Regions from separate parts of the Mus musculus genome. Here all the other regions are linked to region 1. Evidence: chromatin loops called from intact Hi-C (ENCODE). Cell type or tissue: heart. All regions are shown on one strand.

Region 1 (5,000 bases):
CATTATATTCTCAAGTGTCACTTGAGAATAGTAAAACATTCAAACAAAACGGAAACAATAGAGAGTGAACTGGGCATAGTAGAGGGTGCCTGTCATCCCAGGATTCAGACTGCCCTGGCAGTCTTGGAACTCACTCTGTAGACCATGCTGGCCTCGAACTCAGAGACCTGCCTGCCTCTGCCTCCCGAGTGCTGGGATTAAAGGTGTGTGCCATCACAGCCGGGTGAAAAGTATTCCGTTAAATCACACACACTAAATAATAACTGCGTATAACTGATCTTGAAATGTTTCTAAATATTTTCCACTCACAGATGAATATTCACTGTTTTAATAAAATGGCATCCCTCTACAAAGAGGAAAGCAATTTCGTTTTCAGTTCAGTGAAATGTATCTTGAGCTATAGGGCAACTCATTTGTGTGTGTGTGTGTGTGTGTGCATGTGTGTGTGCGTGCATGTGTGTCCTTAGGCACATTCCACTTTCTCTTTTGTTTTGAAGTGGGGTCTTTTGAGGCCTTGAACGTCACCATTCATGCCAGATTGGCTGGCCCATGAGTTCCCAGGGACCCCCTGGCCTGCACCCCTCATTTCCCCATCACTGAGGCTACAGGCACATAGCACTGTGTGAGGCCTGTGGGTTCCAGAGCTTTGAGCTGAGGTCCTCAAGCTTGTGAAATAAACACTTTACTGATGGTGCCATCACCTCAGCCCCATCTCATTCTTTGGAATAGATGAGTAGTGTATCACTGTGTGCCATTAGCAGCATATGTAAAACATCTCTACTTAAACATGGAAGTTGGTCCTCTTTTCATCACTACCGCAGTGGTGCAACACATTAGTCTGTGCAGAAATGTTTTGATTATTGTGCAGACATTCCTTTGGATACATTCGAAAGATAATGTATATTTAATAAACTCTATTTTGTGGTTTTTTTTTTGTTTTTTTTTTTTTTTTGAGACAGGGTTTTTCTGTGTAGCCCTGATTGCCCTGGAACTTGCTCTGTAGACCAGGCTGGCCTCAAACTCAGAGATCGGTCTGCCTCTGCCTTCAGACTGTTGGAATTAAAGGTGTGCACCACACTGACTGGCAAAAAGGTTTTATTATTAAAGTACGGTCCTAGTTACAGGTTTTACTGCTGGGATGAACTATCATGACCAAAAGACAAGTTGAGGAGGAAACAGCTTATACTTCCATGGCACTGTTCAATACTGAAGGAAGTCAGGAGAGCAACTCAAACAGGTCAAGCTCCTGGGGGCAGGAGCTGATGTAGAGGCCTTACGGGGGAGGGGGATGCTCACCGGCTTGCTTCCCATGGCTTGCTCAGCCTGCTTTCTTATAGAACCCAGGACCACCAGCTCAGGGACAGCACCACCCATAATGGGTTGGTTCTCCCTCGTCAATCACTAATTAAGAAAAGCCTTATAGCTGGACCTTATGGAGGCATTTTCTCAATTAAGGGTTGCCTCATTTCACATAGCTCTAGTCTGTGTCAAGTTGACAGAGGACTAGCCGGCACAAGTATATTAACTGTACAAAGTCACAAGTTTCACTAAGACATTTCTATATGCAGTTTAATTGTAGTCTCTCCTCTATTACCCTTTCTATTGTTAAAAGAATTATTTTTACTTTATGTGTTATGGGGTTTTGGCCTGAATGTATGTGTGTGCATCAAGTGTGTGAAGTGCCTTCAGAGGACAGAGATACACCAGAGTTGCTGATAGCTGTCTTCCAGTTGCCTTATGGGTACTGGAAATTGATTCCAGGTCTTCCAGAAGAGCAGCCAGTGTTCTTAAGCACGGGTCCATCTCTCCAGTCCATCCCTAATTTCCTATCTTACTCTTTCCAAAATATTTCATGTAGGGCATGTGGATCAGGAATTTAATTCTAGCACTGATGAGTTAGAGGAAGGCAGATTTTTGTGAATTTGAAGTTAGTCTGGTCAACACAATTAAATTAGTTCCAGGACAACCAAGGCTACATAGTAGTAATACCCCATCTCTCAAAAAAGGCCGGGTGGTGGTGTCACAATACATTAATCCCAGCACTCAGAAAGCAGAGGCAGGTGGATCTCTGAGTTCGAGGTCAGCCTAGTCTATAAGAGTGAGTTTCAGAGTAGCCAAGAAATCCTGTCGGGACAAATCAAAATATAAAAAATAAGTAAATAAAAGTGAACATTTAAAAATTTGTTGGGATGAGGAACTTTGGGGAGGGGGGCAATGGCTGGAGTGTAAATAAATACTTTTTTTTCCCATTTTTATTAGGTATTTAGCTCATTTACATTAATAAATACATTTTTAAAATAATATTTTAAATGTAATGAAACAGAAGTATAGTAAAATATTTAAATTTAAAATTTTTTTTAAAAATTATTTGTATTGGGGATGAACGCGCTAGTGTGATGGTCAGAGGAAAACTTTGGGGAGTCTGTTCTTTCTACCGTGGGTTCGAGGGACAGGCTTGACTAACGTGCTTTCTGCCTCTGTCTATCCAGTACTAGGATTTCAAGAGGGAACCACCGCCAAGTAGGTTTTTTGTTTGTTTGTTTGTTTTGCTTTTGAGATGTGTTGTCCTAGGCTGCTCCCCTGGTCCTTAACTCTATGGCTCGGGGAAATTGTTCTTCAATCTGGCTTGCAGGGAAAATTTTCCCGTTTGTTTAACGAGCAAGGAAATGAAAACCAGAAAGCTGAAGACCTCCTCTCCTCTGTAGCACCCACACGTGCTGGTACTTCTTACACAGGGTACGGCTTGATTTGCGTGCAAACTCTAAAATTCGACTTGGTAGATAAGGAAACGCAACGCCCCATCACCCACAGCTACGTTTCCAAACCACACCTCTAGACCAGCCCACTCCGCAATCTCAGCGCGGAAAAGCACCCAAGCTCCCGCCTGCTCTCTCGCGAGAGGTGACGTCATTGGGCCGCGCCAGTGACTGGGCCGTCGCGCGTCTTGCGTCACCCCCAGCTCAGTCCGGGTGTGCTGTCTCACTGGTGAGGTCGTGTACCCGGGAAGTGTCCCTGTCCGTGGCCTCTGCAGCCTCCCGCTTCCCGGCACCATGGAGTACCTCATTGGCATCCAGGGCCCAGACTATGTCCTCGTCGCTTCCGACCGAGTGGCCGCCAGCAATATTGTCCAGATGAAGGACGGTGAGAGGAAGCAGGGGGAGGCCCGGCGGGCCTGGCTGGAGGGGCAGTCGGCGGGAGTTGGTGAAGGGGACCGTGGGCCTCCCTCTGGGCAGCTTGGAAGATGGAGCCCAGTGTGCTCTGCCCTGCTGGCACTGCAGGATTGAGAAGCCGGGGGAGCCGGCAGACAAGCTTAGGGCTCTAGTTTGGGATTCTGGGTCAGATGAGGCTTGCTAGGTGAGAGTTGCTCAGCGTGAGGGAATTAAGTTTATGAGAGCTCAAGTGTGTGCCCGGCGCCTCCAATTTCTGAATTTCTGGCAAGTTTCAGTCGCCCCAGATAGAAGTTATAATTTGTGGGTGCCCTAAGGTGGGATCTTGGGGAGAGTGAGACTCCCCAGAGTTTGGCATTTCCACTCTGCTTCCGCTGTCTTCAGTGGCTCACCTCAGAGCCTCTTCCGCCTTTCCCTGGCTGCTAGATTTTACTTGTCGTTAAATAGTGGAATGCAGCAGAGATGGCCTCTCTTTATTTGCTCTGTGAGTTTTGTACGTTATTTTTTTTCCCGTGCCCAGATTTTCTTATCTCTCAAATTACTAATAACCAACTCAAAACTTGTTGAGAGGATTGAGTGAAGGAGTTAGCATTGGACAAACACTTAACAAACTGAAGCATATATGTATCAGGTGTGTCCATCGTTAACATTTTAATTTGTTAAAAGTTTGGCTCTACTATGTGCCCTTCTTGCAGTTAGTTTTGGAGACAGAATATGTATAACTAAGATGTATAGATATAGTATATATTATATATAACACACATGCATATATATGTGTGTGTGTGTACATATATGTGTGCGTATACATATCTATGTATGTGTATATATGTATGTGTGTGTGTGTATATGTGTGTATATGTACAAAACTTTCTTAAGGAGATGTTGAAATAACTCAGTAGTAAAGATGCTTTTGCCCAGGCTTCACAACCGGAGTTTGGTCCCAGAACCCAGATGGCAGAGGAAGAGACCCCACCCCAACATCCTGCAGGTTGTCCTCTGACCTGTGCACCTGTTCTGTGGCAATGTGCACCTGTGCAGAACAAGAGAGAGAGTCTCTAAATAAATAAATAAAAATTTTAAAATTATCAAAGAAAAAGTTTCTAAGCTTACAGGTGGTAGAACCTAGGTTCAAATCTGTGTAATTTGGGACTGAGTCTACAATTCAGTGGCAACATATGTTTCGACCATATACAAGGCCCCAGCCTCAGCACTCCAAAAACAAGTTAGTAGACATTATGCAAAATGATCTCTTTTACCCTTAACAACTTCACTACCTTTATAGTGACAACTGACCCACAGAATCTTGAGTGTTTTCATGACTGATCATAGGCATGTTACTGTTTGAAAGATATCTAGCTTTTGTTCAGTGGATTAAAAGTTCATTTGACAAGTTTCATGCCTCTCTGTGTTCTTTACAGTGCTAGGGACTGAAAAGAGGAAGAAAAAAAAGAATACTATGTAGTTGGGAAGATAGTTGAGTAGGTCAGTGTGCTTGCTGTGTAAGCATGAAGAATTTAAATTCCAAGTACTCACTTAAAAGAAAAAAGATCAAACAGGCATGGCTGTGTCCCTACTTGGGAGCAGGAAACACAGATCCTGGGAGCTCACTGACCAGTCAGTCAGTCAGTCAGGCCCAAAGGGTGAGCCTCTGCTGCGTGAGAATAAGGTGAGGGATGGCCTGATGTCCTTCTCTGTCCCGGGTGAGACAGGTACACCCATACACTTATGTGTGACACACACACACACACACACACACACACACACACACACACACAATGTTAGTAATTCAGTAAAAGTCAGATGTGTGTTAAAATAACTGTAACACAAACTAGA
Region 2 (5,000 bases), 68 kb before region 1:
TGAGCTGTACCAGGTTGGGGTGTTATGATGCAAAGTATACTATAGTCTTCAAACCAACAATCATAATTGGTACACAATTTTAAATTTTATTTAAATTTTAAATTTTATTTGAGTATGAGTATTTGCCTGTGTGTAAGCATGTATATCACATATGTTGCCCGTGGAGACCAGAAGAGTGTGTCAGGTCCCCTAGAAGAGGAGTTATGGCTATCACGAGCCCCCGTGTGGGTGCTGGGAAATGAACCCAGGTCCTTTGCAAGATCAACAAGTACGCTTACTTCTACTCTTCTTATTGAGCTAGCTCTCCAGCTCTCTCTATCTATAGTCTTTTTTTTAAAAGATATATTTACTTTTATTTTATGTGTATGACTGATTGCTTGCATGATGATCATGTAGAGGCCAGAAGACGAGGTCTGATCCTCTGGAACTGGAATTACAGCCAGTTGTATGCTGCCTCATGGGTACTGGGAACAAACAATTGTCCTCCTGCAGGAACAGCAGAACAGCAAGGCTCTCTGGCCTGGATCTATAAATCTGTTTACCATGTTGAACAGTGAGACTCGGTCTCAAAAAAAGAAGCACCCCCCCCCAACAAAACCAAACCAAATCAAAATACATATATGTATGTATGTAGTGGAAGGGTTCAGAAAATACATATGTGTATGTATGCATGTATGTATGTAGTGGAAGGGTTCAGAAAATACATATGTGTATGTATGCATGTATGTATGTAGTGGAAGGGTTCAGTAAATACATATGTGTATGTATGCATGTATGTATGTATGTAGTGGAAGGGTTCAGTAAATACATATGTGTATGTATGCATGTATGTATGTAGTAGAAGGGTTCAGTAAATACATATGAGTATGTATGCATGTATGTATGTATGCATGTATGTATGTAGTGGAAGGGTTCAGTAAATACATATGTGTATGTATGCATGTATGTATGTAGTAGAAGGGTTCAGTAAATACATATGAGTATGTATGCATGTATGTATGTATGCATGTATGTATGTAGTGGAAGGGTTCAGTAAATACATATGTGTATGTATGCATGTATGTATGCATGCATGTATGTATGTAGTGGAAGGGTTCAGTACCGTATGCAGTTGAAGACTTTGCGCATTTGCTTCTTGTTTCTGAGATCCTAGGTTCTGCTGCGTCAGGAAGTTTGGGTGTCTAGGGGAGAATGTTTCTAGCCAGGAACACAGAGATGGTTTCTTTATGTTTCAGACCCTTTCAACTTCTACATGATGGCGGATCTATCAGGATCTACAGGACCTATCGTCTTGATGGAGACTATCAAGGGCAAATGAACTGCTAGTGCCTACCGAGGGTTAGGCAAGTCCCCTTCTGGGTTGACATGAACAGATACCACTCCCACTAGAGAGGTCAGTGATGCTAGACTCAGGGAGCAGTCCCATCAAAGTCTAGCTTGGTGAACCAATGAGTTGACCGGGGTTGCTTAAGGGTTGGGGCTCACTCACAGTGCCATCGCTAGCTCAACGGCAGCTAGGTCAAAGGCACCTGAGTCCAGCTGGGTGGCCACTCAGAAAATCTGCATCCCTGGAGCTCCCAACACAACTAGCAGGCAGTGTCACTGAAGAGTCTCTGTTGTCCCAGCAACCCCTTACATCACCCACTACCTTGAAGAGGGCCTTCTAGAATCTTCCGAATCTCACGTCTGCCCCCCTCTTCAGTTTACAGCAAACAGCTACACAGTAGCAGTGAATGATCAGAATCCAGGGGTACCTCATTGTGTTAGTGTATTAATTCAAGAATCTTTTGATTATCAGTGAGATAAATTCCACTCAGGTTGGGTATGGCAAGATATGAACTTCATGGGAAGGCATCAAAACTAGAAACCCAGGAAGCAGAAGCTGGGATGTTAGTCAGCCATTTGTCTTTGAGCTCCTGTGTGTCAGTATCATTTTTTCTCCTAGTACATAGACTTGGCTTCTTCCACTTGACAGGAAATATGATTGCTGCAGCCATAGTTTGAACTGTGACTTACCTGGAATGGGGCTCCTTCTTAGTTATATACACAGAGAGAGAAATGGGGGGGGGGGAGGAGAGGGAGAAACACATATACATAAATAAAAAATAAAATCTTAAAGAAAGCTGGCTGGTGGTGATGGGACATGCCTTTAATCCCAGCACTTGGGAGGCAGAAGCAGGCAGATCTCCCTGTGCAACTGGAAACCAGCCTGGTCTACATAGTGCTTTCCAGGGTAGCCAGGGCTACATAATGAGTCTCTGTTTCAAAACAACAAACAATAAAATCCTCATAGCATTTAATCAAATAGGTACAGTACAGTGAAGGGGTCTTTTTAAAAAACAGATCTAGGGGCTGGTGAGATGGCTCAGTGGGTAAGAGCACCCGACTGCTCTTCCGAAGGTCCAAAGTTCAAATCCCAGCAACCACATGGTGGCTCACAACCACCCGTAATGAGATCTGATGTCCTCTTCTGGAGTGTCTGAAGACAGCTACAGTGTACTTACATATAATAAATAAATAATAAGTAAAAAACAGATCTAGAAGCCAGAAAGGTGCTCAAAGATCCTAAAATAGAGTAAGTGGGGATGAACTGAAAATTCTCGGCAGAAAAGGTGCCGAGCTGGAGCACAGAAAGGACCACAGCGGGTCCAGACCCGCACCACGGCCTCGCCAATTGCCGAGCCCCTGGGAAACCCAGGAAGGAGGCATTTCGTCGCCATGTCTGCAGCAAGGAGAACCAATGGATCCGTGGCGCCTCGCCAGGGTGGTTAGGAGATGACACCGGACCTACAAGGCTCTCGGGTCAAGCTGCGGGAGGAGGCAGTTCCTGCGCGGAGAACCGAACCGGCCCACGTGGGTCAGACCGCTCCGCCCAGCCGCGCAGACGCTGCTGGACTCCGCAGCCCGGGCTGGGGCTAGGGCCGCTGTGCCTGGACCAAGCAGCCGCGTCACCACGCGTGCACGCGCAGGTCCAGGAATCCCCCACCCTGCAGCGAGCAGGACCCGAGGGACCGTAGCAAGCCCCGCAGGAGCGGGCGCCTCTAGGCCGTGAGTCCGGGCCCTGATGGAGGGCTTGGGGCCCAGCCGCCGGAAAGCGGGTTAGGGAGCTGCCTCTGCAGAGATTAGGGTCGCAGAGCTCGGACCACTGCCAAGTCCGCCAATCCCCGTGCTACAGCCGCTCCCATGCCCCCATACTGTGGGTTAACTTGGGAAAATCCTGATCTTAGGATGTCTGCACTCATTTCACTGACTTTTTGAACCTGGATCCTTAGCCCCGCCCCACCCCAGCTTCCTTTGTGGCCAGATTTAGGACAAATTTTAAGAGAGGGAGAGGGAAAGAGAGTTGGAGGGGTGGGGTGGTGGTGGTGGTGGTGGTGGTGGTGGTGGTGGTGGTGGTGGTGGTGGTGGTGGTGGTGTCTTCAGGCCTTTTCTCACAAGCCAAAGGAGTGAAACATCTGTCCCAACCTCAGTCTCTCTTCATGACTTCTGCCCATTGCTGGGTGTGGGGAGGGTCGCTGCCACCCTATAGGGGAACCTTCTTAGTAGCTGCTTGATTGACTTAATAGTATGTCTCACTCACGAGGCCTCAGTTCTTCAAGTCATACAAATGTGGTCAGTAGCCGGGCATGGTGGCGCACGCCTTTGATCCCAGCACTCGGAAGGCAGAAGCAGGTGGATTTCTGAGTTTTCCAGACAGGGTTTCTCTGTGTAGCTCTTGCTATCCTGGAACTCGCTCTGTAGACCAGGGTGGTCTCAATCTCATGAGATCCGCCTGCCTCTGCCTCCCAAGCGCTGAGATTAAAGGCGTGCGCCGCCACCACTTAGCTTTTGTTCCTATTTCATAACTGTAATTTTGCTACTGTTATGAGACATCATGGAAATGTTTGTGGTTTTCTGTGGACTTATGAAATATACCTGTCTATATCTATACATCTGTATAGATGTAGACATATGTTCCTTTTACAAGTATTATTTGTTATTTAACAGGACATCTTTTTTAAAAAAAAATATTAGCATATCTGTGTGTGTGCATGTGTATGTATGCATGCATGCATGTGGGTGAACAGAGAGGCTGGGGGGTGGGGGCTGGTGTGAAGCCAGCGATGCCTACAGTTGTAAACCATCTGACTTGGGAACATGGGTCCTCTGGAAGAGCAACCAGTGCTCTTAACTGCTGAGCCATATCTCCAGCTCCTAAATTTATATTTTTAATTGAACGAGGGTCAGTGGAAAGGCTGTGGCAATCACCCAGGTCAAAATGACCAGGGCCAAAGGAGAGTTTGTCAAAATGTGGACAGTGAGGTGGGCATGGGAGGAGGGTCAGTAATCCAGGGTGCTCCTAGGCATGGCTAGATAGACTTGTCTTCAGATGGCAGAGCTGTCCTGCCCAAGGACCCTGGAAGGAGAGCTGTCAGGATGTGTAGATCTGAAGAACTGGTGGTAGGTCATAGGGTTGAGTAGGGGTTGAATCTGGGCTGGACACAGATCTGAGAGTCACCTACACAGGATGGTTCTTGAAGCTATAACAGGATGAAGTGACCTTGGGAGAAGTTTGTAGAGTGAAGAGATGGTGAGCCTTAGAGGGAAAACCCTGGGAGGGAGACAGACCAAATAATCAGAGAGAAGGGAGGGACACCATTGCAAGGTTCTTGGGCTCTAGGTTGCCATTCTATCCTGTCCTGCTCTGTCTCATTCTCCTTCTCCTTCCCAGTCCAGATGTTCGCTGCCATCCAGCCAGGACTAGCAGAGGGGGCCCAGTACCCAGGGAGCCTGCCTCCTGGAGTATGCCAACCAGACCTCCAACCAGACAATAACTCCAACTTTGTGGAGAGTGCTAAGGATGCCAATAAGAACTGGCATGGTGTGCCAGGCAAAGTGGATCCTATTCTGATAAGGAGCTCCTCTGAGTCACCCTCTGATAACCAGGTCTTCCAAGCCACCAGGCTCCCTGAGGCCGGAGTCCGCAGTCCCCCGGAGGGTGCGGAGATCCCTGGTGCTGA
Region 3 (5,000 bases), 76 kb after region 1:
ATTAATCCATATGCCTAAGACCTGGGAGGCAAGGGGCTTCAGAACTCAAATCCTCTAAGGATTCAGGGTCCTTCCCTAAGGACTTCTCTCCAGAGAAGTCTCTGATCCATTTCCGACACCTTCTCACGGGAAATGGCTCCTGTGTCTCGTTGCTCCGCATGTCAAAACATTTCCCCTTACGTTTCGCCTAAACACCTCCTCTGCTGCAGTGTGAGCCCTTGACTCCAGAGCCTTCTCCCTGTTGCCATGGCAAACAAGCAACTGCTGCACTCCCTCCTCCCTTCACCCCCCACACACCAACTCATCCCCCCCCTCCCACCCCAAGCACTGCAGCTCCTGCTTTGCTGTCCCCAGCTTGGGTTCCTCTAGCAGACTAAGACCCTTTACTTTTGACATACTGATCATCACTCTGGTCATCTCTCAGAACCTCTTGCTAGTTACTCCCCATCCTGTTACTCTCTCAGGTCGAGGAAAAGCTACCCCGGCCCACAAGTACTCTGCACTAGTTACAACCTGCTGCTGTTACCCTATGAGTCAGCTCCCATCTGCTCCGGGACGCCCCAAAAAGCAAATCCAGGCAGCCTCCTCCGTGGTCCCATGCCACAGTCTTATTCACCCCTCTTCTCCCCTTCCCCCATTCTCAAGAGAACAGAGTACAAAGGTAGAGGTCTCAGGCCTTTTTTGGTACCTCCGGGTTGCCAATACCACTTAGATACCCCTGGAGACTTGCTGACCCCATTCTTTGGGGGCCCTCCTGACCAGCCCTCCCACCTTCCAGGTCCTTACTAGCAGCAGGGCTGCAAACTGCTCGCTGTCATTCTTGGCCTCACGGAGGGCTCCCAGGTAGCGCTCCAGGGTGGGGTTTCGGCTCTCTGCCTGGTTCAGAGCTGGCTCACAATCCGAGGCCATGATGCCCGCCTTGCCCAACTGTGAACACAAGAGGGACTGAGCATCCCTCTGCAGAGGAGGGGCGGGGGCGGGGGTGGAAGTGGAGGATGTAGGGAGGGATTAGCACAGAGGGAGGGGGGGTGGATTTGGAAGGGTGGCTTCCTCATGACTGACCTCCCTTGGGGGAGCCCCTTTAAGAGGCTGGACCTACAAATTCTTTAGGATGAAGAAGGGACCCTGGTCCAAGGTCACCTCCAGAAAAGTGGGATATGAGGACCATGCATGCCGCTGCTCAGCTGGACAGCTTTCCTCACCAGTCTAGAAGTGGGAAGGAGCTGGCCCAACTGCTCAGCAGCCCCTGGCACCAGACACCGGGTTTTATCTCTCTCCAGGAGGCACACGAGGAGTGAGCGGTGAGGACAGACAGGGAGGAATGCAGACAGACACGGGTCAAGTTCGATTATCCGGACTCACGCCGACAAGGAAGAAAAGGACATTCTAGGGTTCCTTTCCCCTCCCTTCTTCAGAGAAAGTAGACTGGCTTCAGCAGGAGTGAGAAGGCAAGCTCTCCAGAGAAGGCTTTGAAGACTCCCCTGTGGACCCACCCCTCCAGCCAGGGCTCTTAATCGCCCCCGCAGCCTCCTTGCCTTCTCTTCTTTCCCTCCCTCGGGCAGAGGCTGCAGAGGCTGCAGAGGCTGCAAGAGCAGGAGCTGCAGCTGCTGCTGCAGCAGCAGCAACATTAACCCCTTGTGCTCCCTGTACTCTCCCTGTCCGTCCCGCTAACAGCCTGTGGGTGCCGGCACTGGCTGGAGAAGGAAAGAGGGGTCGGGTGGCTCTCAGGATAACAGAATCCAAAAGCCGGATAATCGAAGCGGGGCTGCAGTGATGGAGAGATGAGAAGGGGAGAAGGGATCCTGGCGGTCACCACCTGTCCCGCCGCAGCCAGGTCACAACACGACATTGATGAAGTCGAACGACAGGGCAGCGATGAGATCACACTTCACGATGGCGCGGTGATGTCACGGAGAGATCACAGCGAAATCACGACATGAAGGGGACAGCCCCCAAATATGATAGGGCAAATTTAAAAAAATATATAGGTAGATAGATAAATACTGAAAGGGGTTGTGACAAAATGGAGTCTCGACAGGGTACGGTGATGTCGAGATATGGCACGATGGAGTCGCGATAGGGTCCCTGGGGAGTCTCGGCATCGATCAGCGCCGGTTCGGAGAGGCTCCGGCTGAGATGCAGGGGAGGGCTTGAAGGGGGCTGAGCTCACCAGGCTGCGGCCCCGAGCGGCGAAGTCTTTCTCCGGGCGCGATGCTCCGGGAGCCTGGGGCTGCTGCTCACGCCGCGTTGCCCACTCTTGGCTCCAGGCTGCTACAGCTCCACCCCCACCCCCGCATCGCTCTCGACCAATCGGCGCTGGGCTCACTCCGCACTCTGACCAATGGCACAGCAGGGCGCTAAGCAGTAGGGGGGCGCCTCCGGTGCGGCCATCTTGCTTGTGGGCAATTGCCCGAGTCTGGGGCCTGAGTGCTCGAGCTAAGGAGGAAAGGTGCGGGCCGCCCCGCAAGGGCTCGCGGCCAAAGGCTGAGGGCCCGGACGTCCTCGCTTGTGCGTAGCTCTCCCCTCAGCGCCGCCCCTCCTCCCACTTTTGGGCTCGCGGCTGGAATTGCGCTTCCGGAGGGTGGGGGCAGGAGGACTGGCTCAGCGTGAAGAGTATGTTTCCGGGTTGAGCCCCGGGAGGTGGGAAGGAGGCGGCGTTTCCGGCCGCGGTCGCTGTCCAGGGAGGCTGAGGCAAGAGGGAGCTGTCCGGGTGGGGAGCCAGCACTTCCTTCTTCCTCCTCTGCGTGAGGGGAGAGAAGGTTGGGGGTCCCCGAGCCCATGGATCGGGAGGAGGCGGAGGCCGCCGAGAGCCGGCACCCCTCTATGTGGCCCTGAGCCCCGGTAGGTGGCCGGGGCGGCTGACTGCCAGGCCGAGGACCAGGAGCTCAGGGGAGGGGCAGAGGCGGGACGGGCGATGCCTCGGGTACGCTGGTCCGGCGTTGGGACCCGGAGATGGCGCTCCTGGCTGGGACAGGACAAATCTGCTGCTTCTAGCCTTGCAGGTGCCAGAGTCCCAATCTGAACCCCTCCGCTTTGGGACTCAGGCCTGGTCAGGCAGCTCCCTCTATTCCCTGACATATGGGCAGACCAGGCTGAGGCACTGCGGTCCTTATGATACTCTCGACCTCTGCAGCCTCGTCCCGAGTTGCTGTCTCTGGTGTTTGATGATCTTCCCATCGAGATTAAAAGAAAAGAAAAGGGAAAAAAAAAAGTTGATACAGAATAAAGGGGGCGGGGCTGGGCTCGTTGGCGAAAACCTTCCTCCTTGAGAATTTTGACAATTATGCCCCTTAGAGGGTCCTGCGGTGGCTGCAGTGAGCACAAAAAGCGAACTGAAGGAAGTCAAAGTAGAAGACCTCAGGCGGGGTTCCAGGAATGCTTTGCCTGGTCTCATCTCACGGTGGTTGTGCCCAACTGACAATAGAAGCTGTTAAAGCTCCTTAGCTGACTCTCCTTGTGCTATCTTGTGATTAACAGACTGGAAACTAGGAACAAATTGGAAAGACGACCTCCTAGAACAATCTGTTCATTTTTCCAGCTATTTGGAAAACAGTGTTTGCAAATATAAGCAAAGCTATTCATGCAGTCTGTTCTGTAACTTTCTCAAACATCTAGGACTTTTTTCTTTCTTTCTTTCTTTCTTTCTTTCTTAAAGCTTTATTCTTGATTACTCACACCCGTTGAATAGACCGGCTCTGTCGTTATTCAAACATATCTTATCGCTGTGTATATAAATGGAGTTCCACGTATGTAGCTGACAGACTGAACTATGATACATTCCCCATCAACCTGAAGTATTAAGTAAACATTACCCCCTGCTGTATCTGAACAGCTGCTGCAACAGCGTGCTTTTATTTCGGGTGTACTTGTAACGCCCTAAATGCCAGAACTACCGGGAGCTTTTCTAGATTTTCATTTGTCGAGTATTGTGGGGGTGTGTGTGTTCTCTCCCTGGGTTGCTACCCTTTGATTTGATAACAAACATTTTGGGTCTTAGCAGTGTTTTGTCGTTCCTGCCTCTGGTCAGCAAGCCTTTAACTGGACCCTAGCAGTGATTTGTGCCCATAGGCAATTGTAGGTTTGAGCCGAGTAAATGGCTAGGAGTGCAAATGAGATTAGCTCTGCCTCTCCCATGCACTTGTAACCAGTTTGCTAGTCCAATGGTATTTATTACTCCTGTTTTCAAAGCCTTCTCCTTTCTTTTTTGCTTTTCCCACCCACGTGCCAAGATATTGATGACAGGTGTTGAGTCACCTTTAGTTTTAAATCCTTTTGTGGTAGGCAGAAACGAGAACACACTCACGAACACACACACATACACTCTCTCAGCTCCATCCTGGGAGGCTAGCGAAGTTTCCGAGTATAGCTTCTTAGGCTACACCTCATGATCTTTTCAATGTGTTTGTGGCCTACACACCTCTTTTCTGACCCATGTGCCCTAATGTACAATTACGGGAAAACTAGACTAGGAAAGGGTAGAAGAGAGTGAGAGAGATAAGAGTCCATTCGGTGCCTATGGCTCAGAGAAAGGCATTACCTCAATTTGGAGTTTTATGTTTGCCTCTTCATTTCTTGGCATTGGCATTGAAATCCATTCCAGACAATGCTGGTCTTTTTGTATGCTGGCTGGAAGTGAGGGTTAGGGTTGCCAGTCTGTGCTATTTACCAGCTGTGGGTGACAGCTTCGTATTTATCATTTCTTTCATCAGAAGATTTCTAATTGTGTTTGTTTGGAGGCAGGGTTTTTCTGTAGCCCCAGCTGTTCTGAAACTGTAGACCAGGCGGGCCTTGAACTCACAGAGATCTGCCTGTCTCTGCCTCCCCAGTGCTGGGGTTAGAGTTATGCATCACCACTGCCAGCACAAGATTTTTTTTTTTTTTTTTTTGAGACAGTGTCTCATTATATTCTCTAGGCTGACCTTGAAGTCCTGGATTTAAACAGTTCTACCTTAGCCTTCCAAGTAGCTAGGACTTCAGGTACGAGATACCATGCCTAGTCA
Region 4 (5,000 bases), 76 kb before region 1:
CGTTATTTATCAAAAAGACAGGTTATTTGGAAAACCAGATGGACCCAGGCAAAAATCATCTGGGTTTTCTAAACGTGAAAAATTAGGTTCTGGGAGCCCAGGAGGGAAGACTCTGTGTGTGTGTGTGTGTGTGTGTGTGTGTGTGTGTGTGTGTGTGTGTAGTGAGGAGGAGAGAAGTATTGAGTAAATGTCTCCAGTCATTTTCAGAAAGAAATTATAATATCCCTCCCCTCGTCTTAATTGAAACTAAAATGAGGAAACTACTTGCTGTTGATGCCTGGGTGTGCTGAAAGGTTCTGGTTTTGTTTTTTGAGATGGTCTCCTGTGTAGCCCAGGCTAGCCTCACACTCCCACACCTGCCTCTGCTTCCCAAGTTCTGGATTTACAAAGGCACACTACCAGGGTCGGAAAGGCTTAATTGACCAAGAATGAAAACAAGTCAGGGCTGTCACAGCAGCAGCTGATGGCTTTCTTTCCCCAGTCTTTGTCATATTATACAGAACAGAGAGATCAGCGAGAGATACAGGGAGCTGAGGGGTTTCTGGAATGCAGACCCTTGCTTCCTCCTGGCTGTCAGTGACTTATGCCAGTCTGTGGCTCTCTTACCTTTGGGAAGTGGCACTGTTAGGAAAGAGCTGAAGCCAGGGCCTGTGGAACAGAGCTCTTAGCTACAGCCGAGGCTATGCTCTGACTGCAAACCTCAAACCATCCTATTCAGAGGGCACACACAGGCAGAACAGAGCCAAGGCCTTTTGTGGCCTGAAGAATCCTTGACAGCAGAAATAACACTTGTCCCATTGTGAGTATCATTTTTTAAAGTGTCATTGGACTGTGAAAGCCACTTAATAACTTGATCTCATCTGAATAATCTGACTTAATGCTCGCTCCACAGTTGTGAGGATTAAATAGAAAAAATGGAAATTGTCTGCCTCCAGGCCTGGCCCAGGAAATCTCAGTGAATGGTAGCTGGGTGAATGAGTTCACAATCTAAATATTAAGCTCGCCTGAGCGTCCCCAAGGCTCAGAGCATAGCAGGCCAGTAACTGGGACTGATACACTGTCCCGCTGAGCCTGGAGCCCAGAGCTTGTAGCTCAAGCTGAACCTATGGTCGATTTAACACGTTTGGTGAGCAGCTCTGGTGTGTGGGGTGAACCCATCCCTAAAAGCTTTACTGCTGGGAACTTTCTGAGGACAGCTTCCTGTGTTCACCCTTTGAGACTTGTCTCAGCCACAGGGCACCCTGCAAGGTCCGGTCTCTTTCCACACCACCTTGCAGTGGTGACAGGGTGTATAAAGGCATGGCCGCTCAGATCAGGTAGGGACAACTCAGAAGAGCCATTCTAAGCTCTGAGCTCCTATGGGGACCTGAGACTGCCACAGGCTTAAGTTACCACCCAGCTTCCTTTGCCTGATCCTGTTTCTTTCCTGTTTTCACGGCTACTGAGCCCAATATCTCACTGGGAACTGGGGTTGCCTGTTGGTGTGCTTGATGTAGAGTCTCATGTTGCCTGGGCTGGCTTGGAACTTACTATAAACTTTTTTAAAAAAAACACTAACTAAGTACACTGTAGTATCCTCAGATACTCCAGAAGAGGGCATCAGATTTCCCTACAGGTGGTTGTGAGCCACCATGTGGTTGCTGGGATTTGAACTCGGGACCTTTGGAAGAACAGGTGGCGCTCTTAACCACTGAGCCATCCCACCAGCCTGGAACTTGCTATAAACTTTTGATCCTCCTTCCTCTGCTCTCTGAGTGCTGGGATTACAGCTTTGCACCATGCACTACCATGCAGGGCTGAGGCATTGCTCTGGTACACCCCCAGTCAAAGAGCAAGGGCACTTTTTTGTTTGTTTGTTTTTGAGATCAAGCTTCACTACACAGACCACGTAGTCTTACAGATCCCCCTAGCTCTACCTCCTGGGTTCTAGGATTAAAGGTTGGTGACTCCATGCCATTGCAAAAAGAACTTCCTAGTAAGCATTCCGAGTGAGTGCTACACTCTGTATCTATCACCTTCGTTCCTGAGGAATTAAAGCTGTGAGGATGTTAGCCTTGGAGGTCACTGGAAAAGGTATGATTTCAGCGTTGGTGGCGTTGAGGGTTCTCTTTTTGCCCACCAGAGGGCAGCAGCCTCTTAGTAATCACCTCATTGAGGCTTCCAGGAAGGGGTCCCATCCTCGTCACTGTGTCCTCTCCCCTGGTGTGTGGGCCCTTCTGAAGGAAGAAAACTTTCTGAGTTCTCTAGGCTTTAGCTTGTCAGTTTCAAGCTCTCTTTGCCTCCAGCACTGAGCATCAATCAGTCTTCCTGTTTTTTCCTCCCCTTCCCAACTGGGCGACCTCCTTGCCTGGGCTCTCCCACCTCTCACTGGGAAGGCCCACAGTAGATTTGTTTTCTGTGTGACAAGGTAATTACAAGCTTGGAGCTCAGAGGCCCAGGGGCCAGTCTGAGGATGGTCACATCAACCTGACACTCCTGTTCTGCTAACATTATTGATTTTTTTTTTTTTTAGTTTTATTTATTATGATTTTTTTAAATGTCTGGCCCTGGTGACATGAGCTATGAAGGCAGGAAGGCAGGTTTGCTTGTCATAATTTTGTTTTTGAAGCTACCGGTCTTGGGGATAGAAAGATGGCTCGGTGGTTGAGAGCACTGAATGTTCTTACAGAGGACCCAGGTTCAATTCTCAGCATCCACAGGGCAGCTCACAACCCTCCTTTGACCCATAATATCAAGTACCAAAGGGTACTTGATATTATGAGATAGGGTTTCAACTATAAAGCCAAACATCAGGCACTCACAGAGGGGACATACATACATGCAGGCAAAATAATTTTTTTAAAAAAAGAAAGAAACTACTTGTCTGACCATCAACATCACCAACACTGAAATCCCATCTTTTCTGATGACCTCCAAGGCTAGCATCCTCAAGGGCTCACAGATTGAATTCCTCAGGAATGAAAAGGGATACAAACGTGACGTTTTATTTATTTATTTATTTATTTATTTATTGGATTGGTTCTTTCCGTGGAGCCCGGGCGACCGTGTCTACCTAGAGCTTACTTTTTTTTTTTTTTTCCAAGACAGGGTTTCTCTGTGTCCTTGAACCCACTCCGTAGACCAGGCTGTCCTCGAACTCAGAAATCCGCCTGCCTCTGCCTCCCAAGTGCTGGAATTAAAGGCGTGTGCCACCACTGCCCGGCGACCTTACCCATTTTTATTATGGTTCTCAATCCCCACCATTTCCAGAGATTCTGCTGCAGGAATGTGAGTTGGCAGAAGAGTGGGGACAGCAAGAACAAAACTTTTGGCTAGCAGCCCGCACTTTACCCAGCGACCCTTTATGGCTTTCCTGCTGCCTATTAGTTTATCTAGATTAAGCCACTCAACACCCTGCTTCTTCCTCTGGCCTACCCTGTGCAGGCAGTTCTAAACCAAGCCACCCTATGCGCCTTGCTTTTTTTTTTTTTTTTTTTTTTGCCCCGCCTTCCCCCCCCCCGTCCTCTCCCCCCCCCTCCCCGCGCCTTGCAATTTTATTTCTTTACTTTAGGGAGGGGAGTATACATGGGTCTCTATAGGCTGTGAGATGGGCACCAGAAGGAACTTGAGGAGACCTGCCTGACCCATTCCATCCCCACCTAGGGCTTCGAGAAGCCTCCCTGACAGGGAAGAGGAACCTCAGGCATTAGGCAGTGAATTATGGGGGTTGGGAGTGAGGTCTCTGAACTTCAGTGATGGTGGTGGGAATTAGCTGAGGCCCAGGGCGATTTGTGGGGCCGCGTTCCCTGGAGCCTGTTTTCTCTGAGCGTGCCAAGAGAATGAATAAATCATTGTTCAGGGGCGGGATGCAGCTGCCGGGCTCCTCCCCTCGGCACATGCCTAACTTCAGCTCCTCCATTGAGGGCTGCTGGAGCAGAGCGCTTTATACACCCAGCTCCCCAAATCCTATTGAGACCTCCCCCTCCGCACGAGCCACTGGCTTCAAGCCCATTCACCATGGCCTTTTGTGCTAGGGGTTAAGTGGTTACATGTGGGGGGCACCCAGAAAGGATCTGTCAGGCCCTGAAACGCTGCACTAATATGGTGCTCTCCTACTGATGAATGGGATGGGTGGAGGAGAGGTGGGCGGCCAGAGGATAGGGTGAGGGAGGTGAGGGAAGGGGATTAGGGAGCCTACAGAAGCAGCTGCTAGGAAGGGGTATGCTTAGGAAGACCGAGCAGGCATCCCCTCCCCTCATTCCTCCTTCTGTTCCGTTTCTCATCTAGCCACTCCCGCTGTGGGCCCTGGGCTGTTCCACAACCTCGGGCTGTGGATTTGACTTCTCTGATCTCTTGGAAGGTGTTGGGAAAAGATATTCACTACTTGAAGGTGTTACAGAGAGTTTCCATGGTTTCCAGCAACCTTGTTCCTTTTCTCTTGGGGTATGGGAGTAGGGATAGAAAGAATATCCATTTTTCTGGGGTTCTCGTGGTGTAGTGGGTTTGAAACTGTGCCCCACTGAACTTTAAAACCATCCGCAGGCTTTGGGTCCAGGACAGCCAAAGCTACCCAGAGAAACTCTGTCCCAGGGGAAAAAAAAAAAACCTTCCTTGGGGATGGAAAGATGGAGTAATAGTTTGGTGGTGGAGGTGGTGGTGGTTGTTGTTGTTTTAAATCTTGCTGTACAACTCTGAGGTCCTAATTTCATTCCCCGGAATCCATGGTGGAACAGGCTTCCCCTGCAAGTTGTCCCACGCACATGTGTGCCTGCATTTCCTTCCCCACAAGAATGAATGAGTGAATGAATGACACCTGCCCTTAGTATGGATGTGTAGCTCAGAGGTTTAGCATCTAAGATGTCCCCCAGTTCAGTCCTCAGCACAACAAATGAAAACAAACCCACAAGACACAAAAATAAAGGCTTCCTCAGTGTCCTCTCATGAGCCGTTGGGGTAGAGAAATCAAGAGAGAAGATCTCAGATAGGCTGCGTGTGATGGCACTTGGCCTTTAACCCAGCAG
Region 5 (5,000 bases), 65 kb after region 1:
TACCTGGAAGGTTGAAAGCCTCTGCCTTAGGACATCTCCTGCAGCTATTCAAAGTTTGCAGCCCACGCATGCAGCCTCACTGCGCATGCTCGGGCAAGGCAGTAACCGAGTGGGTTTCACGGGCCTGCCGGGCGGGCGCACCCGCTTCCCGCAGACATCTCCTGAAGCTATTCAAAGTTTGCAAGAGAAACTGAACTCACATCTTTCCTGCCATCCCAATCCTTACCTGCTTATCCTCCTGAATTCTGTAGCACCATAAATGATACCCCATGCTTCAACTTTAAACCTTGCCAATTTTCTTTGTTTGTGATTGTGTTTGTTTTTGCTTATGAAATAGGGTGTCACTATGTCGCTCAGGCTAGCCTAGAACTCATGAACTTTCTGCTTCCGCTGCAAAAGTGCTGGGATCACAGGCATGAAACACCACACCAAAGCCTGAGTGTTTCTACTTAGAATCAATCAGCACCCGGCATGGAAGAGACTGAGCGGGTGCCTCAGAGAACACGTGGCCCCCTTTCTCTGAGCCTGAAGCTTCCTTACTCTCTTTCTCATAGACCTAGTCCCTCATTGCCAGTGAGTGACATTTGGGGACTTGTTAGAAATGCCAGTTCTTGGGCTCTACCTCAGAACCTCTGACTCAGCAACTCTGCAGTGGAGTCCAGCAATCTGTTTTAACAATTCCCAGTGTGATCTGGGCTGTGCTGTATAGGCCCTGGCAACAAGCCTCTAACAATGGCATGCGTTTCTCAGACTTGTGATCCACTTCCAGCTCCTTGGTTCATTCAGCATCTTTCACCTGGCCCATGCCCCTCCCCTTATGCAAAATGCCTCCGGGATCATGGCCTTGGCCCACTCCAGGAATGAAGCTGACTAGCACTCCAGGACTCCTGGTTACTTTTCCTTTCTTGCTCTGTGAGTCGCTTCACCAGAAGTCTAAAGTTGGGGGGGAGGGGGGGGGGGAAGAGTGTGACTGAAAAGATGGCTCAGAGGCTACGAGAACCGGCTGCTCTTTCAAAGGAGTCAGGTTTCATCCCCAGTACCCACATGGCAGGAATGGCTATCTGTAATTCCAGTTCTGATGGATCTGGTGAGTCTGACGCCCTCTTCTGGCCCCCACAGGCATTGCGCTGCACAGACAGGCTGGCAGAACACCCCACACATAAAACAATAAAGGAATCTTTAAAAAAAAAAAAAAGTCTAAAGAAGTCACAAGTCGGGCTGGTGAGATGGCTCAGTGGGTAAGAGCACCCGACTGCTCTTCCAAAGGTCCGGAGTTCAAATCCCAGCAACCACATGGTGGCTCACAACCATCCATAATGAGATCTGACGCCCTCTTAAGTGTCTGAAGACAGCTACAGTGTACTTACATATAATAAATAAATAAATCTAAAAAAAAAAAAGTCAAAAGTCTATTTAGTACTTTGCTTGGAGTGGGTCAAGCAGCCAACAAATAGCTACTAAATAAATAAGTAACCAAAAAGATAATTACAGTTTTCCAAATCTGTTAGGGGACTCTTTGGAAGGGCTCTTATGTGACCTTGACCTAGCATAGCTACACATAAGGCCCAGTTATAAGTGAGCACAAACGAGCAACTGTGCTTATTTCTTCTAGGAGGGACATGTGCTTCATGAGCTACTTCTCTGGAGACCAGCAGAGCTGTGGAATACCAGGGTTTCAGACTGGGCCCTTCTGTTTCAGGGGCAAGGGTTCTTCACATTGTAAGCATGCAGGTGATGATTTCTTATGGTTTTATTTTATTTTTTTTTTTTAGATACAGACACCTGGATGAAGGCATGAGGAAGGCAGAGAGATACCCCTGGGAAAACGGAGACCACAACAGGCACAGATACACTGATAAGACATATATACACATCGGTATGCATGCTCAAATACACATGGACTCTCAGTTGACATTCTTGGCTTATTCTCTTCCAAGGCTCACGTTTTCTCCTCTTTAAAACAAAACAAAACGAAACGAAACGAAACAAAACAAACAAACAAACCCCAAACTTTTTTGTCCTCCTTTGTTGACAGAGCCGGATTCCTCTTCCTAACAGGTCTGTCTGCAAATGTTTGAGATGAAATCTCGCAAAAGATACTGACGCCCCATCTAGTGGCCGGAGCTTACCACTGCAGCTCAACACTCCCCTGCCTGTCTCAGTGGAGGCACCCAGACAGAGCCAGCCCTGCCTTGCAAGCTTCCGCTTAGCCCCTTGCTCACTCTGGAGTCTGGAACCCTCTCACGGAGCCTCAGGAGAAGGCAGGTTTCAGTCTGCCTTCTGTTCTCAAGCTTCGCTGGCCTTGGCATGCAGGAGAGCAACTCAACCGCAAGGACCGTGGACAGTAATCATTTGCTTTGTGGCCTTTCCCTCACTTCCCCAGACTACCCGTTACTCCCATGATTCCAAAGAACACTTGACAGCTCCCAAATCTGCCTCTCCCTTGGTTCTAAAGAATATTTGACAGCTCCCAAACCTGTTATCTTCCCGTGCTCTAGGCTAGGGGAGGGACTCACTCCTCCAATGTTCCATAAATAACACAAACCATTCACCAAACCAATTCCTTCATAAATCCGTTTCCCCCCCAATGTTTGCCATGACAGAGTGGTCCTACTATCCACACAGCGGTCACAGTCAGTAACCCGGGGTATCGCTGGCTCCCCATTCTTCACTCCTTTTCAGGTATTACTAATTGCTGAGTCCCGTTTCCTAACTCCTTCCTATACATCCTTGTTCTTCTCATCATCACTGACTTAGTTCTAATGTCTTCCCCTCGGTCTGAGCCCTCCCTCCCCTGCCTTAGTAGTCTCCCTTCTTTGCTTGCCTCCCCACCCAGTCTCCCTGCATTTGCTACATAGCCCAAGTTGGCCCCCAAACCTCCTTCCTGTTCTAGCCTCCAGAGTGCTGAGTTACAATCGACATAACATCACACTCAGCGGACTCCAGACGTTCCTTTCGCAGTCAGCCATCTTTCTAAAATGCAAACTAGATTCCATTTAATCTGCTCCAAAATCTGCTGTCTGGTCCTTTTTTGGCATGATCGCATATTTAAAATGCTGGGTACACCCAGCACTCAGGAGGCAGAGCCAGGCAGATCTCTTGGATTTTGAGGCCAGCCTGCTCTACAGAACAAGTTCCAGGATACCAAGGCTACACAGAGAAAGCTTATCTCAAAAAAAAAAAATCATAATAAGTATTCACATTATGATCTGGCCCGCCCTCACCCGACACTTCTTCCCACTGGGCCATGGTACAGGAATGGCATGTCTTTACAGCCTTCTCCTGCTTGTCTACCTGGTAAGCCCCTTCTGACCCTCAGGTCCCAGAGCCTGTTTACTTCTCCGAACTTGGTCAAGGCGCTGGGGAGCTTGAGATTCCAGGCCCATTTTGTTTTGACCTCCATAGAAGTCACTGCTTAAAGTTGCATTGCCTTCTGGGTATTAAGCCACTTGGTACAGGTTAGTCTGTCTTCTCAGGTTTACCTGAGAATTGTTTTCAAGTGAATATCCTTGCCTTGCATAGGCAGCAGAGGGTAAGCAACAGGATGCATTCAGTAGATGATTACAGGCTTGGGGGCCTAGGTGGAGCCTGCAGGCAGAACAGCCTGGGAACCAGGGTTGGGGTGGAGCTGTTCTGCCTCCAACCTGACAGCTCGGCCCTTCCTCTTCTCATTTGGCAGGAGAGGCAGGTCAGCAGCTGGCAGCCTGAAAGCCACTCTTTGGCTTCTGCCTTCCGTTAGGTCAACAGTGTTAAGTCACTGGATTCCATATAAAACTTAGGATTTCTGATCTCTTCAGAAGTTGGGACTTGGCCTGAGAGCTGGCTCAGTGGGTAAAGGTACTTGCCAAATAAACAGGCTGACTTGAGCTCTATCCCCAGAACCCACCACAGTGATAAGAACTAACTCCAAGTTGTCTTCTGACCTCCATGAGCGCTATGGCACACGTACCCCACCCCCAACCACATATGCCAATAACAAACTTTTTTTTTTTTAATTGGAGGATGTAGCAATGACCCTGGGAACAAGGTGCTGAAAAGACAGTACTTCTGAGTGTCCCACAAGCCCAGCCACATCAACATTTTGGGTTTATGAACCTGTGGTACTAGGGCAGGGTGTATGTAAAACCTCCCTGCATGTAAAACTAGAACTACTGTGCTTTCGTCTAAGCCCCTGGGGGAGGTGAGTGAGAACATGTTAGGATTTAGGAGCAGGTTAAGGCAGAGGAGGTGCAAGGCAGACCACAAAGGAGGCTTCTCATCACCAATAAACATTTATTGAGTGTCCACATGTGCACAGCTTTGAACTTGGCGATCACAGAACGCACTGGGGGGCGGGGAGGAAGCAAGGGGTCAGGCTTATGCGGGTCTCCGCGGGTTCAGAAAGGTAGTTCCTGCTGGAGCCGCCAGTCGCGTCTCCCTGCAGAGTAGAGGCTTAGCAGGGATTGGGGGAGGGGAGCTGAAGCCAGGCACCACGGTGGCAGTGGAGTGCAATCACAGGGAAACCATGCGGATTCTAGGGTGGGGTGACCTCTTGTTCCTGGCTCCAGCCAGGCCAGATGGCACCAGGGGCACAGGGATCTGATGCTCAGGTGTCCAAGCAGGGATAAGGACAAGCAAAATAAATAACCCCCAACCCCCCATCTTCACTCTGCTGCAACATGACACAAAAGCTCAAGAGACCTGGGACCAAGGGCTCTCTGGTCCCCTCAAGGAAGCGCAGGTGGAAGGAGGTTCCCCACCCCCCACTGGTCTGTCTGCTCCAAATTGCCCTGGAAGCATAGGGGCAACTCGGACCCCGGGTCACTAGAGTTAAAAGGAAGAACTGTGATGTCAATGGCCTGAGCCTGCTCTCTGTCCAAGAGGACCAAAGGCAAAAGCCAAGCGGCCAATTTAAAGGGCGCGGACCTGACCTGGGGGAGCCAGAAGGGGCACCACAGCCTTGGGGAGGCCACGCCCTGGCCGGCAGGGCACATGGGCTGAGGCAGTCAGCGCCTGCCAGC

Evidence for each region. Hi-C counts contacts between places; a loop is a spot of excess contacts. Peaks named below come from ENCODE experiments on the same cell type or tissue, not always from the same donor. Only the 100,000 strongest peaks of a DNase experiment are listed, where the experiment ranks them.
Region 2: it touches region 1 in a loop (1.9-fold over the local background); 10 of 42 quality-filtered maps call a loop at or near these places.
Region 3: it touches region 1 in a loop (3-fold over the local background); 6 of 42 quality-filtered maps call a loop at or near these places.
Region 4: it touches region 1 in a loop (4-fold over the local background); 8 of 42 quality-filtered maps call a loop at or near these places.
Region 5: it touches region 1 in a loop (2.0-fold over the local background); 7 of 42 quality-filtered maps call a loop at or near these places.

What each region holds. Positions count from the first base shown.
Region 1 is chr4:126,674,705-126,679,704 of GRCm38, forward strand. Psmb2 (proteasome (prosome, macropain) subunit, beta type 2) reads left to right here and starts at 2,939. Exons shown (of 6, transcript NM_011970.4): 1 at 2,939-3,141. The coding sequence starts at 3,051. In heart, no CTCF peak of the experiment used is centred here; a DNase peak (open chromatin) is centred at 2,917; H3K4me3 peaks cover 1,933 bases; H3K27ac peaks cover 1,267 bases.
Region 2 is chr4:126,606,965-126,611,964 of GRCm38, forward strand. 5730409E04Rik (RIKEN cDNA 5730409E04Rik gene) reads left to right here and starts at 2,890. Exons shown (of 2, transcript NM_001145950.1): 1 at 2,890-3,048; 2 at 4,712-5,000. The coding sequence starts at 4,717. In heart, no CTCF peak of the experiment used is centred here; a DNase peak (open chromatin) is centred at 2,847; H3K4me3 peaks cover 1,284 bases; H3K27ac peaks cover 969 bases.
Region 3 is chr4:126,751,155-126,756,154 of GRCm38, forward strand. Ncdn (neurochondrin) reads right to left here and starts at 2,275. Exons shown (of 7, transcript NM_011986.4): 1 at 1,817-2,275; 2 at 787-927. The coding sequence starts at 1,849. It overlaps AU040320 (expressed sequence AU040320), which reads left to right and starts at 2,616. Exons shown (of 21, transcript NM_133886.2): 1 at 2,616-2,841. In heart, a CTCF peak has its summit at 2,833; DNase peaks (open chromatin) are centred at 927, 1,327 and 2,337; H3K4me3 peaks cover 3,230 bases; H3K27ac peaks cover 3,037 bases.
Region 4 is chr4:126,598,455-126,603,454 of GRCm38, forward strand. No RefSeq gene overlaps it. Among named protein-coding and RNA genes, the nearest start is that of 5730409E04Rik, 8.9 kb to the right of the region's middle. In heart, a CTCF peak has its summit at 2,114 (motif pointing right); no DNase peak of the experiment used is centred here; H3K4me3 peaks cover 604 bases; H3K27me3 peaks cover 965 bases.
Region 5 is chr4:126,739,503-126,744,502 of GRCm38, forward strand. Ncdn (neurochondrin) reads right to left here. Exons shown (of 7, transcript NM_011986.4): 7 at 4,248-5,000. Among named protein-coding and RNA genes, the nearest start is that of Tfap2e, 5.7 kb to the left of the region's middle. In heart, CTCF peaks have their summits at 1,112 (motif pointing left) and 2,125; a DNase peak (open chromatin) is centred at 2,129; H3K4me3 peaks cover 299 bases; H3K27me3 peaks cover 868 bases.